3 separate regions of the Homo sapiens genome follow, and all the other regions are linked to region 2. Evidence: chromatin loops called from intact Hi-C (ENCODE). Cell type or tissue: Calu3. All regions are shown on one strand. Links, peaks and the distances in the headings refer to the core of each region. The heading gives the core; the rest is flanking DNA. Region 1 overlaps THSD7B (thrombospondin type 1 domain containing 7B). Region 2 overlaps THSD7B (thrombospondin type 1 domain containing 7B). Region 3 has its middle 120 kb from the start of HNMT.

Region 1 (5,455 bases), core at 147-5,146, 490 kb after region 2:
GAATATTTTGTGAGTCATGATTATTACTTAATATCTAAATATAGACTGAGCAAGAGGTCCCTCATTCATGATGGCAGATACCATTTAGCAGGCTGAAGTGCAGTGACACAATTTTGGCTCACTGCAACCTCTGCCTCCCTGGTTTGAGTGATTCTCTTGTCTCAGCTTCCTGAGTAGTTGGGACTGCAGGCACACGCCACCACGCCCAGCTAATTTTTGTGTTTAGTACAGACAGGGTTTCACCATGTTGGCCAGGATGGTCTCGATCTCTTGACCTCATAATCTGCCCGCCTCGGCCTCCCAAAGTGCTGGGATTACAGGCGTGAGCCACCACGCCCGGCCAATTTTTGAGATTTTTAAATGCTTTCTTGTCAGCAAATTAAATTGTCATTATTTTTACTTAGTACTATCGTTTACAGAGAGCTTGTGCAAGAGCTGAAATGCCTATAGGAATAGAAGTATTGTCAGCTCCTCCTTTTTCTTGTTTACTTGCTCTTGCACTATTGGTATTCTTTTTAATTTAAAGTTTATCCACAAAATAATTTACTTTAAGCTACTTATCTTTTTTGTAAGTTGTTAAAACTAAATATACTCTAAGTCTCCCTAGTCAGGAACACAGAAGGCATCATACTCTGCAATACACTGAGAGTTAACGTACTGGTAGGAGCTTTGCTATCAATTCTCTGCACGGAATTCCTCAGGCACAGTGTATAACATGTAATCATCTGATGAAGAAGCTCAGGTCATCAGTATCATCTGACAAATATTATTAAAGCTTAATTTAATTCTTAGAATTAAAAAATATGTTCTATAACCTATGTAAATTCCAAGATTTTCTTTCCTATTCCCAAGAGCCCTCCTCCCACTGAAGTACGCCTGCTGTGGAGATCCCTGGTTGAAAGAACGGAAACCCTCCCCCTGCCAGCACCAACACAGTTGGTAGAAATAGGACTGTGTGGTTATTGCCACTAACACCGAAATTATCAATTTCACACCTAGATGCTAATTCTGGACTGTGAATTTTGCTTTTTAAAAATTTCTGTGTGGATTCTTTGTGTTATTTTTCAAGTCACAGTGAGAATTTAGCTGCTTCATTCCCAGGGACAATGTAGGTCTGACTGTTCGCTACTCTGCCTTAGGCCCAGAGCTTTTTGCTAGCTACAAAACTATAAACTATAATGGGTTGACAATTGTACTTATCCAAACGCTAGAACCTTTCAATGCAACCAGTACTATATAAATGGTGCTTTGTCAAATTTTCTCTAGGCTTTGTCTCATGTCTCTTTTACTATCTTGAATTTAGCAAAGTAAGACTAGTATGTAAATGATTTTCCAGTTACAGAGACATACATTGTCTCATCCATTTATTCAAAAATATGTACGGAGCAGGAACAAGTACTGTGTCAGATGTTTGATTGTCTCTCCTAGAGCTTCGGTGCTTGCTCTTAAGAATGTGTTTATACGTGACTCTGTGTGCATGTATTCCAGTTGACTTACATTTAAAAATACTACCAACATATTTGATACCATGGTCCCATGAATTCATTCATGGCATTCTTTTAGCATTTCCTGGGTTGTTGAAATCGGCCTAGTGCCTACCTGGGTGCTCAGGAGCTGAAGCAGTATATATGTAGAAGGAGTATTCCAGCAGATATGTTTTCTGCTCCTGAGTTTAAATTTAGATTTTATCAATTCTTCTACAGATTCTGGCTCACATAGACTTTGTGCTCAAGCATAGCCGTATGATAGAATCACATCGCCAATAAACAGTATAAAAACTCTACTGCAAATAGCCTCTGTTAGAAGAGCCTCCCATCTCAATTCATTTTAGAGTAATCAATAAAATAGGCTTGGACCACAATGTTGGCAAATAGATTTTTCAAAAATAATAATACTGTTGCAAAGAGGCCGGTGGCACAGGTTAAAAAAAAATACCAAAAAATTAGAAATATCTAATAGAGAAATCTGCAAATGATGGTGGAATTTCCTTTGCAGGAGGCTGCTCCCCTCAGGCCCGTCCTGCTGCCATTCGGCAGTGCATTCCAGCCTGCAGAAAACCTTTCTCCTACTGTACACAGGTGAGTCATGTGCTGGAGTCTTCTATAAGTGCATTAATTGCTGTGTTTTACACATGCAATCAGATGTTCTCCTGCCGGCTGCAGCCCAAGCAGCAGTTCCACGTGCCCATGATACCATCTAGAGGCATTTGCAGGAGTAATCCCAGTTATAAAGAATTTCTCGTCAGGACCATGTATTAACAGTGTTTTTCTATAAATCTGTCTTTAGCCAAATCTATCTTTCAAATACCTAATTTATGTTAGCTCTATTTACCAGTAAGTATTCTCAGTTGACTTATGTCTTCTCTTCTTAACCTTTTATACGCCTCAACTATTTTGAAAGATACTATAAATGTTCATATTTGCTAAAGTTATTATGCAAATTGTATTACACTATGATTACTGTTGAGTGAGTACATTTTTAGTTTATTTTAAATAAACTGAATATGTGACTATGGTTGAAAAAAATATGTGTATGGGGTGGCGGTTATGCATGTATTTTTTTTTCAAAGCAGAAATTTATTTGTGCTTTTTCTCCTATAACTCCCATCTACCACAACTCAGGAATTAATGTAAAACATGTAATGTATTCTAATCAATGGCACTCATGGTGTGCAGTGCACTATAATTCTTAAAAACTATACTACATTTTTTAAAGAAACAAGCTTTTTCTTATAGTATGCCTATTCTAAAAGTGATTTGATTAAAAATAATTCAAGTACTCAGTCCTATTATTGGCCTTACAAATCAAGATGGGTTAATTCTTTACCACAGAAAAGACAGTGGGTCAGCTTGCAGAGGGGAATAGAAGGAAAAGAGGGGAAGTTCAGGAACAACTCCATTTGGGTTAATGATGTTTAAAAAGTAGAAATTGTAGCTTTTCACCAACTCTCTGGATGTCCTCTTTAATTAAACAGAAAATACTTTTTTCCTTGAACTCTTGAACATATGACTGACTGGTTACAAGTTTTATCTCATGCTAAAAATAGAGATGCATCTTGAGAATATGGCTTCAATAGCTAAGCACATACAAATTTGCTTAGATATCTCCACTGTGATATGAAGATATCATTTTGTGATACTTTCAATTAAAACCAACTGAAAATATCATATTTATGTTATTATTATATGAATGCAACCTGAACTAAACTATAGGCTGTTAACTATAACATGTGCTCTTACTTTTTTTCTTTTGTAGAAGATTGAGGTGCTTTGTTTACTTTTAGTATCTGTTTCTCCTCAAAATCATGTGTTCAGTCAATAATTGATGACCTAAATAAAGTTAACTGGTTGATGAGGATTGGCATGAGTAGCTATGTGAAGCTAAGGTCTGTTCAGAAAATGCTAGATAAATAGCTTTAGGTAAGGAGCCATAAGAGCGAAGTCATAGAGATTCATAATCTTATGCTTATTCTCTTCCACTCTTCTCTATTGTCTGTATACTTGCTGGAGGAAGAGCAGTTATTTTCAAGTTCACTTCCAGAGACAGATAGGAATCTTCATCCATCATGTCTCATAATAATCTGCTTCTTGGTGACATTCATTGTACTTAAAAATGACCAGAAATTTACAGACTAATATAAAAGACCCATTGTCACAATGCCAACTAGAGATGTGATGTGGGGTGACACTCGAGTTATTACAAGGAAGGAGTAACTCAGATAGGCATAGGTATATTTCTCTTGAGCATGCGTCTTTGGTGAAGTCTTTTATCTCCCATGTAAGGCTGCCCTCCTTGAGTGCAGAAGTAAGCCTACAAGCAGAGACGTAGTTTGACATGGTTATGTCAGCAGCAGCGAATCCATACAGGTCTGCGGCAATTTGACTCTTGCCTCCTCCGAGGAAATAATTCATCTGAGGGGCATAAGGCAGAATGTACTTATGCTTGTACTGAGGCAAGTATTTGAACAAGAGTGAAAGTTTATTAAAAAGTTTCAGAGCAGGAAAGAAAGGAAGTAAAGTACACTTGGAAGAAGGCCAAGTGCCCTCTTTGACCTTTGACTTGGGTTTTATATGTTGGCATGCTTCAGGGGTAGAGGTCGTTTTCCCTCTCCCCCGATTCTTCCCTTAGGGTGCGCCATCCACATGCATAGTGGCCATCCACAGTGGCCTGCCAGGACTTGGGAGGGGCCGCATGCACAGCGTGTTTACTGAAGTTGTACACATGCTCACTTTAGGCATTTTTCCCTTACAAGTTGTGTGTTCCTAGAGGAAGATCATATACCAGTTAAACTCCTCCATTTTGCCTCTTAGTGAGCACGGTTGAGCCCATTTGCCCAGCTCCTGAGATTTTATTAGGAAGCTACTGATCACCAGCTTCAGGTGTTTTCTTTTTTCTTTTTTTTTTTTTTTTTGAGATGGAGTCTTGCTCAGTCCACCCAGGCTGGAGTGCAGTGGCATGATCTTGGCTCACTGCAACCACCGCCTCCTGGGTTCACGCCATTCTCCTGCCTCAGCCTCCCAAGTAGCTAGGACTACAGATGCCCGCCACGACGCCCGGCTAATTTTTTTTTTTTCTTTTTTTTTTTTTTTGTATTTTTGGTAGAGACAGGTTTCACCACGTTAGCCAGGATGGTCTCGATCTCCTGACCTTGTGATCCACCCGCCTTGGCCTCCCAAAGTGCTGGGATTACAGGCGTGAGCCACAGCGCCCGGCCAGGTGTTTTCTATCTTTTGGGAGACTGCCTTTCCCTCGTGCTCGCTGCAACCAATTATTATTTTAGAGAGACAGTTTAACAGCTGCCTAACCATCACCTGATGGTTGCCTGACATTCCTGGTGGGGGACCCTTCTCCTGCCCTGCTTATGTCTTCTTAGCTACCTACTCTAACATTTAGTGGTCAATGGTAAAAGGTGATGGAGGGATTTCGCGGCTGTGATAGCAAGAACACTTAATTCAAAGAAGATATGTACATAATCCCTGTTGCTTTGCTTCTCAGTAAGAAGGGTGGGTTGGAGCAACTAGGCAAGGATCTGAAACAAATGGAGATAAGAGTTGAAGATAATTTGATTAAATGCCATAAACATCTCCATAAGAGAGGAAAAGATGGCCAGACATGGTGGCTCACACCTGTAATCCCAGCACTTTGGGAAGCCGAGGTGGGAAGATTACCTGAGGTCAGGAGTTTAAGACCAGCCTGGCCAACATGGTGAAACCCTGTTTCTATTAAAAGAACAAAAAAAAGACAAAATTAGCCAGGTGTGATGGCGGGTGCCTATAATCCCAGCTACTCGGAAGGCTGAGACAGGAGAAGTGCTTGAACCTGGGAGGCGGAGATTACAATGAGCTGAGATTGTGCCATTGTACTCCAGCATCAGCAACAGAGTGAAACTCCATCTAAAAAAAAAAAAAAAGACAAAAAGAGAGAGGAAAAGCATAGTTAATTAACTTTATTCACA
Region 2 (5,455 bases), core at 139-5,138:
CATGAGGAAGAGAAGCACAGCCTTTCTTATCCTTGAATATTTATGTTTACATCGAGTGACACATTGCTGCAAAGTAAGGTGCCGTGACTTAATATGGGTCCACATACTCCATGACAGAACACTATTTGATTGTACTTAAATGCAATACAGCAAACCTAGAGATTTCTTAAGAGTTTTTAATTTGTCAAAAAAACAGAGAACAAATCTCTTGGATAGTGTTCAACTTATCAATATAAAACAAGTAAAAGCCAATGTATAACATGCCTTTATATATTATAAACAAATGTCATCTTGTTAAGAATCCAGGACTGAAACATCCTGCAAGTTAAAAAAAGAACCAAACAAAACTAGGTGGCTTTTTGTTTATATGACATTAGAGTTGAATCAGCTATAGACACAATACTAACATTTCCAAAGAACTGTTTTTAAATACAAGTTGTCAAGATTTACAAAACTATTAACAATGATGTCTTTCCTCAATCAGCAAGCACCTGGTAGGTTATTTGAAATGAAAGGTGATTCAGAAAACATGTGTCATGTGGAAATAAGAAAAGTGACATGTAAAACCTTGATCCTGAACTTGAAAAAAATTTCAGTACCTTGGAAGAATATCGTGTATATTTATTAATCAGCTCTGCCATGAGAAGCCCCACTTATAATGCTCATGATATGTGGAATGAAGCGTTTTGAACTTATGCAGCTAAGTAATCCATAGAACAGAAGTAAATCACAAAATAGATTCAGAGCACACAGGGTTGATATATATTGCAAAGCTTTTCATTCCTTTTTTTCTCTCTCCCTCCCTCCCTCTCTTCATCCTTTCTTCATTTCTTTTCAATCATTACCATAATTACACAGATATAGATTTTGTCAGGTGATGTAATTGGTTCCCTGTGGAAACCAGGTGATTATTTAATTAAAGGGCAATAACAGATTGTATTAGCTACAGCAGAGTTAAAACTAATAGCAACTCCTGTGAATATTAACATATAATTTTTGAATTGTGGTAACATATGTGCAATTTAGTAACAGATCACTTTCGTATTGCTTTTGTTTGTGTGATATTGTGTTTTCTAATAAGACGTATATTTTTTGGTCTTCGTCCCTGGCTCCTTATCACAGAGCTCCTAAAACCCTGGTTATTTCCTGAGATACAGGGGTGCTAGGAGAATCTTTTGTTTTCATAGTTGGTCTTTAATCGTGGTTCCTGACACAGCTCTTAAATCCCTTGGAATTTCCTGAGTGCAAGGCCTGCCTTATTCTAATGAAGTAATGCTTGGTGAGCTTCTGGATGGGAGATGATCACCAGAAAGACCAAACCATGATTAGAAGCTTAGGTATTTCAGTTCACCCACTGGAAACAAGAGAGGGGCTGGAGATTGGGTTAATTATTGATCCTACTTACATAAACACCTCTGAACTATGAGGTACAGAGAGCTTCTGGGCTGCTGGAAATGTGGCAGTGCTGAGAGGGTGGCAGATCCCAGCAAGGGGATGGAAGCCCTGCACTCTGTCCCCCATACCTTGCCCTGTGCATCTTTTCCTCATGAATCTCTTCTGGCTTTTCATGTATATTCTTTGTAATATCCTTTATGATAAACCAATACATGTAAAATGTTTCCCTGAGTTCTGTAATATGTCCTAGGAAATTATAGGACCTGAGGAAGGAGTTGTGGGAACCCCGATGTATAACCATGGGTCAGAAGCACAGGCGACAGTCTGGGACTTGAGACGGGCATCTGAAGTGAGCGGCAGTCTTGAAGGACTGAGACCATAACCTGTGGGATCTAATGCTAACTCCAAATAGATAGTGTTAGAGTTGAGTTAAATTGCAGGATGCCCAGGTGGTGTTGGAGAATTGTGTGGTTACAGAAGTGTTCTGTGTTGAGTTTGGAGTAAGAAGTGAAGTATGGAAGTTTAAAACATGAGCTCTAGAGTTAGATAGGTTGCAGTTTCAACTCTGCTACTCACCTGCTAGGTTGTCTCAGGAAATTTATTTAACTAGGAAGCATCCTTTCTTTCAGCTGCCAAGTGGGGTAATAAAACCTCCCTCTCACTCTTAAGACTGTGAGAGTTAAATTAGTTATATAACAATGATTAGTGAAGTGGCAATGATTTTTTGAATGGCATATAACCATTCCAAAAAGCCATAAACTTATTTTATGTATATTTTAAAGTACAATTATTATTCTACCCGGTCCTGAAGAATTGGTCGAAGAGCATTCTTTTAAAACATGAAAATAATAAGGAGGATTCGAATAGCCATAACTAATTCTTCCTCCCCAGCTCCAGCTAAGGAAACACAAAGATCATTGGTTTGGTTGGAACCCAGTGATAAATGACTCTCATGCTTTGTTATCTCACAGCAGATATTGGAGGGTTGTCATGATATCTCTGTCCACTTGGCTAGGAACTTCTTTCATAATTTATGCTGAGCCTTCTACAATCATCAGCTTTACTGTTTTACAGCAGTTTTAGAGCTTTCTTGCTTATTCCTGTGAAATGACTAATTTTCAGCTTTTGACCTACACACTGAACTTATGTGTGCAGAAGAGGGAATTAATATTTGTTCATATCAGCTCCGTGAAGTCTTTTTGGTTTTTAAATACCTGAATGACTCCCTCATCGTTTGTGGGGCAATGGCCATGGTCGTGGTTCTGGGAACATGCTTGGCCTCCTAGTGGCTGAAGCTGTCTTTTGTTCTGTGTGAAACTGAAAATGTGGTCTGGTTACACTTTTTGTGGTTCAGCTTCAGTGTGAATCTGGGTGATTGATGATAGAAGTTTGGCAGAGAAGTGCTCCTGTTTGACTCCTACATATTATCAGGTTTTTTCCATAACTACAGGAGTTGACAGAACTGTTGACATTAATTTAAATGCCTGGAGAATGACAGGTTTGAGATATACAGTGTCCTTTGATTTCCTTTTGTTTTTTTCTTTGTAACATTTGATATTTTCCTCCATCACTCTTGGTTTATTAATTGCTTCATAGACACTTTCTTTCAGAATTTGTTTTGAATTTAACAGATGAGACCAAAAGAAATACTTTATTTTTGATTTTTTAAAAAACCACTTACATTAGATCTACTCAGACTTGAGGCCTACCTTAATTTGTAAGGGTAACTTGGCTTGTTTACCATTTTTAGGCTTTTACATATGATCTCCTTCTAGATATCCTGCATATAGGTGTTTAGAAAGGAACATTCAACATCCCTGCCAAGTATCTATGTCCCATTCAAATTGTGGAACCATGAGATTTCTACATAAGCTTGACCAAGATTCTGTAGGGCTCTCGACAGTGTCTTGTTGGGTGTCCTTGTTAGCTGCTAGGAAGACATATTGCTCTTCCCCAGGAGTTTGTTTAGACCATTAGCTTACAAACTTCAAAAATATATAATCTATGTCACATTGAAACCAGGGAGTATATGGAAATAGCAATTTCTGATGTGCCTAAACTTTGTGGATTAGTTTAAGAATGTGGTCTACTTTGGGTTATCTTAGATTTGAGTAGTCATCTCTAATTCCTACAGCTATCTCTGCTTTGTTCCATTTTCTACTTTGATTTATTAGCAATACTATCAGTGCCACTGAAGCTCCTCTTTCTCCCTCAAGCCTGTAATTATAGCAAACATTATGTTAGTCAGTGATATTTATTTTCAAGAGGTAAATTGCTTAATAGATTGTATAAATGAGTGTTCTTATTTGGAATCTGATTTCCGAGTCTCTGATTGATGGAATAGCTTTGATTTCTGTCCTCTGCACAATATCTTATCAAATGTCAATAGACATTTACGGAGCGTTGAATATGCATAGGTTATTCTTGTCTCATTGACAAGTATGTTTCCTCATTTCAAAGTAGCACTTGAAATGTAAATGGAGTGAGATTCAAAAATGCAAGCCCAACATATTTCTCCCTTAGAATATCAAATTTACTCACTGCATTTTAAACATCAATTCTCAAACATATAACTGGTTCGTTATTGCCAGGTGTCACTGGTGATTGATCAAAGTTTACCACCAAGTGACATCTTCAAAAGCAAGTTGGAAAAACCCTCATAATGCCAGGCCAGTGGACAGTGTTCCCAGTGGCTGGCAAGTGACTACTATGTATCATCTTTCATGTGCCCACAATGCAAAGTGGGCAGAAGACTCCATGGGGTCATTGGATAAACACCTGTCTGCCTGCTGTAGCAGTCAGACCTGGAGCACTCACCCATAACTTTTGCCCCATAATTTGCCAAATAGGCTATCTTGAAAAAAAGTGTTTACATGTTTCAGCAAACATCTTCATTCAGGGATAATGCAACATACAATCTGCACTTCTAGAAGGCAAATGCCCACACTACTGAAGAGTGTAATAGATCACAAAGAACAAAGTTCACATGTTGAGAGGCATGGAGTTAGAGTTCTGCAGTGTTGCCAAAAACACTCCCTTGCATACAAGGTTTTTTTATTTTCACAGTTGCACTATGCATTTTCCATGCAAATATTTTTCTCAAGCTGTGTATATATTTGCACGGCACTAGGAATGATTTTGCATCATTAAAGTAGCTTTGCTTTTTATTTCAAGGATATTTTTCTAGGGGTCTTTGCCTTAAATCATTAACTGTGAACACTCCAAGAATGTTACCTTTAATCTTGGCTAAAATGGCATGTACTTGTAAGCTCTAACACTGTAAGTACTTTTTAAGGAGGACTTCAACTGGTGGAAATGTGTTAGAATAATCATTTACCTAAGTTGGATCAAATATTCTTTAAATGTTTTTACGTCTGTGATTGGAGTTGAAAGTTTTGTTTTGTTTGTTTGTTTTATTTTTAGATCTCAAAAATGTTCTTTGGCTTACCTGTGAGAGTAATGTCAGACTCCAGACTCCATTCAAATAAAAATTATTTTTTGGAATATTTTGCGATTCACCAGAATTCTAAAGAGAACTCCTTTTGTGTTGTCTTTATTTTTAAACTCTTCGATTATGTTGTATCTCGTGTTGTTAACAAATGCTGCTTTACTTCTGCTCTGTAAGTTTTTGCTTTTGCTTATAAGATATTCTAAATGCTATTTTAGTATAATATTTATTTTCTTGTATTTTAGGATGAAAGAAGAATAGATTATTCATCAGATATTTCTTTTTCACATAAGTATATTCCTTCAGTGAATCAACCTATTTAAAGAGATGCTATAAAATTCGAGCCACCTGAGGATATGTAGGCTCTAAAATAAAGTTAAAATGTGGATTTTCTAAAAGTTTTGAGAAATGGCAACTTGGTTAAAATAAATATGCGGTTTATTAAGATGTGCATTTTAGAAAGGATAATAGTAATCAGATTTTTCTTTTTTAAGAAAGTAACTATCATTTTTTCTTATGCTATCAATTTTTTATTTGTGTAGGAAGACTCCCACTTACCTTTATATAGGGACGAGAATCTTATCTTGCCAACATCTTGCCACCTGTTTGGAA
Region 3 (5,455 bases), core at 332-5,331, 670 kb after region 2:
TAGTACCTAACTAAGTTTAAAGATTTGTCATGTTGTAATAAAGATTAATAAAAATACAAAATAGTATGTCATAAATGTGGGAGAAAACAGTGAAGTAGAAACTAAGGGCCACTGATTTTTATACTTTAAATAGAGATTGAAGCTGGAATTTAGAATTCAAGGAGAAATTTATATTATTTCATCAGAAAAAGAATAGGGACAGGACATATAACAGTGAACTTGCAGACAATAAGAAGATGAATTTTGCTGACACAGTTTATTCATATACAGAAATAATAGGGCATCAATGGAGAATCAAGAGTAGGTAGATGCCAGATAGGAAAGGACTTTCAACATAATTTAAGGAATTTGGACTTTATTATTCAGTCAATTGGAAGAAATGTGATTTCTCATTATGAGGTTGATATGCAAAAAGGCATTATAGGAATCTATACTTTTTAGGGGTGTGAATTACCAGTGGTTGAAAATAGAAAGAAATATTTTTTTCATATACTTGTTGGCTATTTGTATGTCTTCTTTCAAGAAAAGTTTATTCAGGTCCTTTGCCCATTTTTAAAATCGAATTACTTGTTTTCTTGCTATTGAGTTGAATTCCTTACATATTTTGGATATGAATCCCTTATATGATGTATGGTTTGCAAATTTTTTTCTCTCAATCTGTAGGTTGTCTTTTCACTCTATTAACACTGTTTCCTTTGCTGTACAGAAGCTTTTTAGAGTGAAGCAATCCCATTTGTTTATTTTTTCTTTTATTGGCTAAGCTTTTGGGATCAAATCTAAAATATCATTGCCCAGACAAATGATGTAGAGATTTTCCCTTATGTTTTATTCTAGTGGTATTACAGTTTCCATTATTATGTCTAGGTCTTTTATCTATTTTGAGTTTATTTCTGTATGTGGTGTAAGATAAAGTCCCAAATTTATTCTTCTGCATGAGGATATCCAGTTTTCCCAGCATGACTTATTGAATTGAAGAGACAGAACTTTTCCATTGAGTGTTCTCGCCATCTTTGACAAAAATCAATTGCTTGTAAATCTGTAGGTTTATTTCGGGTTTTTCTATCCTGTTTTATTGTGGTGTCTGTTTTTATGCCAATACCACACTGTTTTAATTACTATAACTTTGTAACATATTTTAAAATCAGGTGGTTTGATGCCTCCAACTTTGTTCTCAAAATTACCTTGGCTATTCAGGATAATTTGCAGTTCCATATGAATTTTAGAATTTTTTTTCTATTTCTGTGAAAAGGATTTGGAATTTTGATAGGGATTGAATTGAATCTATAGATTTTATGGGGGTGGTATGGAGATTTTAACAATATTAATTACTCCCAGCTAGGAACACAGAATTTCCTTTCATTTATTTTCAGTTTGTTTTATCAAAGGTTTATAGACCTTTTATGTCCTTGGCTAATTTTAGTTATAAGTACTTTTTTTTTTCATAGCTATTGTTAACAGGATTTTTTTTCTTGATTTCTTTTTTGGATAGTTTATTGTTAATGTATAGAAATACTACCAATTATCAAATATTAATTTTTGCACCCTGCAACTTTCCTGAATTTATGTATCAATACTAACAGTCTTTGGTAGAATCTTTAGAGATTTTTTATATAGAATATCGCTAGTCACTAGGAAAACACAAATTAAAACCACAATGAGATATCACTTTACTCCTTTCAGTATAGCTATTATTAAAAAGATGAAAGGTGAGTGTTGGTGAGGATGTGCAGAAAAGGGAAACTCTTGCACAGTGTTGGTGGAATGTGAGTTAGTAACGTTATTAAGGAAAACTAAGGTGAGTTCTTGAGAAACAATAGAACTACCATATGACTCAGCAATCTTATATCTAGGTATATATGCAAAGGAACTGAAATCAGCATGTCAAAGAGGTAACTACATTCCCACGTTCATTGCAGCATTATTCTCAATCATCAAGATATGGAATCAATAGATGAATGGATAAATAAAATGTAGTGTATTCACACACACACACACACACACACACACACACACATGCACACACAGGAATATTATCCAGCCTTTAAAAAATGGGCAAAATCGTATCATTTGCAACAACATAGATGAACCTGGAGGATATTGTGCTAAGTAAAATAACCAGGCACAAAAAGCCAAATACCACATGATTTCACTTACATGTTGAAATTAAAAAGTCAAACTCAAAGTAAAATAGTCATTATCAGAGGCTGGGTGTGGGGAAAAAGGAATGGAAAGGTGTTATACCAAGTTCCAGTTAGACTGGAGTTACAAGTTTTTGAGACTGATTGCACAACATGTTAGCTATATAGTGAATAACAACCTACTGCATATTTCAAGACTAAGAAAGTAAATTTCAAATGTTCTCATGAAAAATGGTAAGTATGTGAGGTGATGGATATGTTAATTTAGCTTGAATTAATCATTGTACATTGCATACATATATCAAAAGATCACATTGTACCCCATAACTATATACAATTATAATTTGTCTTTTAAAAATTTTGAAAAATAGAGACAGTAAAATGCTAGTAGCCATGGATTTGTCATTAAGAATCTACAAGCGGCTTCTTGCTATGCAAAAGAGACACACTTGATATAAACAACTATAGCTTTTATTTTATGTGTTAAGAATGTTGGGTTGAATGTAATAATGTAAAAATTGACAGGTAATACAATTTAAAAATAGTAATAGTTAACATTTTTTACTATTTAAGACCTACTATGTGGCAGGTACTGTGTGAAGCATTTTACATTCCTTTTCTTATTTAAAATTCCTCCAAACCCCATGTGGTAGGAACTATGAGTATCTCAACTTTACGAAAGAAATAATAACTTAAAGAGGATAAGTAATTTCCTTATTTAATGTAGATACTTACGGGCAAAGCCAGGATTTGAACCTCATTCTGCCTGGCACCAGCGTGTTTGGACAATCTTTCTTCAGGCATGGTTATACTCATGACAAACATGATTCATTTATTAAAATAACATTATAGAAGTCCAGGAAAAAGGTGGCTCCAGGGCAAATGGAAAAGAGGAAAAGATGTAAGATAAATTACTAAATTGAATACAAGAGGAGAGATGAGGATTCGAGAACAACTTCAAGTGTTTAAACATGAGATAAAAGGAGAACAGTAGCACCACTAGTGGAAATAGTAAAAACTAGAGAATAAACTTGTCTCCAGTAATAAAAAGTTTTGGCTCGACAATGGTAAAACAGTATGGGCTTATTTTAGACCAAAGTCCAAGTTTTATAATTGTATCCCTTGAGTCCAGCAATTACCAAAATAATGTTATTAAGGATGAGATGTTTCCAGGGGGCGGCTTGACCACAGTGCCTATCTTCTCTTCTTCCTAAGATCAGCATACACAGCAATAAGTCTACACACTATTTGGTGAACTAGCTCAACTACTGTGGGCATTTGTATCCTGGATCAAGGATATTCAGTTTCAATCATATAGAATTTCCCTGACACTAATGAGATTACTTCTCTTTAGTTATTCCTATTGATTATCAATCCTCCTTCATGTAAACCAAAGTCCCCATCAAGTTTCAAATGCCTTGTTTTTAAATATGAGCCAAAAAAAAAAAACCCAAGAAGCTACAAGCACACAAGAAAATTAACATATAAATGCAAAAGAAAAAATAAGTATAAAATAGGAAGAAAGAAAGGAAGGTAGGAAAAAGGAAAAGAGGAAGGAAGGAAGGAAGGAGGGGAAGGAGGGAGAAAAACCAGAGAAAGTTGAGATTTAAAAGAATAGAAAATGGCTTAAAATAATAAAATAAAATATTGATTACTGTTCTCAGAGAGAGTCCTGAAGATATTTAATTTATAAAACCACTGTTGTGGCCCTTAGAAATCATTACTTCTAATGTCTTTTGTTGATAGTGTTTATTGAAAAGAAAAGTATTTGGATGAATGCTTGTTGCTTAAGGGCTTTTGCTTGAAAATTGCAATATTAATTGTCAGTACTTTTATAGAAAACATCATTGAATGACTATATCTGTGACACAAAAATGAAGGGGATAGTTTTAATTTGAAGCATTTTCTTTATCACAAATTACATATCTAGCAGAATTCACAGCCCTTCAAATAAGGTTTGCAATTACAGGAAACTTATCTCTACAAGCCCCTTGAGAAGCCCTGGACTGGATTCCATGATTCCAGCAGGTATCTCTTAGAGGCATCACCTCTTACAGGACTCACCAAAGCTCTTGCTAGGTAATCTGCAGAAGTATAATAAACTTTAAATAATAGCCTCATGAAGACATCATAGTTTACTGGAAGTCACTATTATGGGCAACTAATCTGCAAAGCACATTTTCTTATATCCTCCAAACTTTGCAGCGGTGCTACAAAAATCTAGGTATGGAATTAGGAAATCAGCATTAAAATTACAGCCGTTTACCATTTGATTTTAAATAAGTCAATTACCATTCTGAGTTGTGGTTTCTATGTAAACCATGAATACAGTAATACCCTTATAGCATAAATTGCTAAAAAAAAATAAATTTAAAAATTTTAAAGCGCTATCATGATAAATAGCATATAGAAACTCTATTATATTGAAGATAATTTGTCGCATGGGCATTAATTAAAATTTCCATATAAAATCAAGATCATTACACATTATCATCATAAAAACTGAATATATCTGTTATTTTATCCACCCCAAACAGGTCTAGCTTTATTTTTAAAAAATCTATGTGTACCCCAAACCCTCTCTGTTCTATTAGAGAGATAGACATTAATTTTGAGCAGATAACCCCTACTAAAACAAAAACACACACACAACATGAAATACATGATCTTAATGATAAAATATGAGGTTTCAACAATATAAAAACCCAAGATTAATCTCTAATTCTGTCATATTTGGAAGATAATGATTTTATCTCTTTAAATGTAAGATATAGACATTTGAAGTGATGATTTATAAGATCTACACCACTTTGGAGCTTAAGCTCTAAATATTTGTAATAATCATCCAACCTGGCCATAACTGTGAATAAAATTGGTCCAAAACATAGATTTTATTTTTTTCTAGATTTTTCTTTATATCTATAAATATTTTTAGAATAGTAAATTTACCTTTTGAGCAAAATTATGGTATCTCTCAATTAATCATGTAGAGAAAATATTTATGATCTTCATAAAACTTTCCTTGCCTTATAAACTCCACGATACTACAGAAAATGTCACCAACACAATTACAGCCAATTTTTTTGTTGAATATTCTTGGCAAAGTTCCTCAAAATGTTAAACATTAGAGTTAGTACATGACCCAACAATTTCACTCCTATATATCCTAAAGAAGTGAAGATATATATTCACGCAGAAACTTGTACATAGGTTATAGCAGCATTATTCATAATAGCCAAAAAGCAGAAACTGTACAAATATGCACGGACTGATGAATAGTTAAACAACATGTGGTATATCTATGCAATAGAATATCA

Evidence for each region. Hi-C counts contacts between places; a loop is a spot of excess contacts. Peaks named below come from ENCODE experiments on the same cell type or tissue, not always from the same donor. Only the 100,000 strongest peaks of a DNase experiment are listed, where the experiment ranks them.
Region 1: a loop joins it to region 2, with 2.6 times the contacts of the local background. A loop is called at or near these places in 3 of 110 quality-filtered maps.
Region 3: it touches region 2 in a loop (2.6-fold over the local background); 3 of 110 quality-filtered maps call a loop at or near these places.

What each region holds. Positions count from the first base shown.
Region 1 is chr2:137,657,669-137,663,123 of GRCh38, forward strand. THSD7B (thrombospondin type 1 domain containing 7B) reads left to right here. Exons shown (of 28, transcript NM_001316349.2): 25 at 1,996-2,078. Among named protein-coding and RNA genes, the nearest start is that of HNMT, 300 kb to the right of the region's middle. In Calu3, for the core only: no CTCF peak of the experiment used is centred there; a DNase peak (open chromatin) is centred at 2,153.
Region 2 is chr2:137,171,022-137,176,476 of GRCh38, forward strand. All of the region lies in intron 7 of THSD7B (thrombospondin type 1 domain containing 7B), which reads left to right. Among named protein-coding and RNA genes, the nearest start is that of THSD7B, 410 kb to the left of the region's middle. In Calu3, for the core only: a CTCF peak has its summit at 2,648; a DNase peak (open chromatin) is centred at 2,660.
Region 3 is chr2:137,845,373-137,850,827 of GRCh38, forward strand. No RefSeq gene overlaps it. Among named protein-coding and RNA genes, the nearest start is that of HNMT, 120 kb to the right of the region's middle. In Calu3, for the core only: no CTCF peak of the experiment used is centred there; a DNase peak (open chromatin) is centred at 2,239.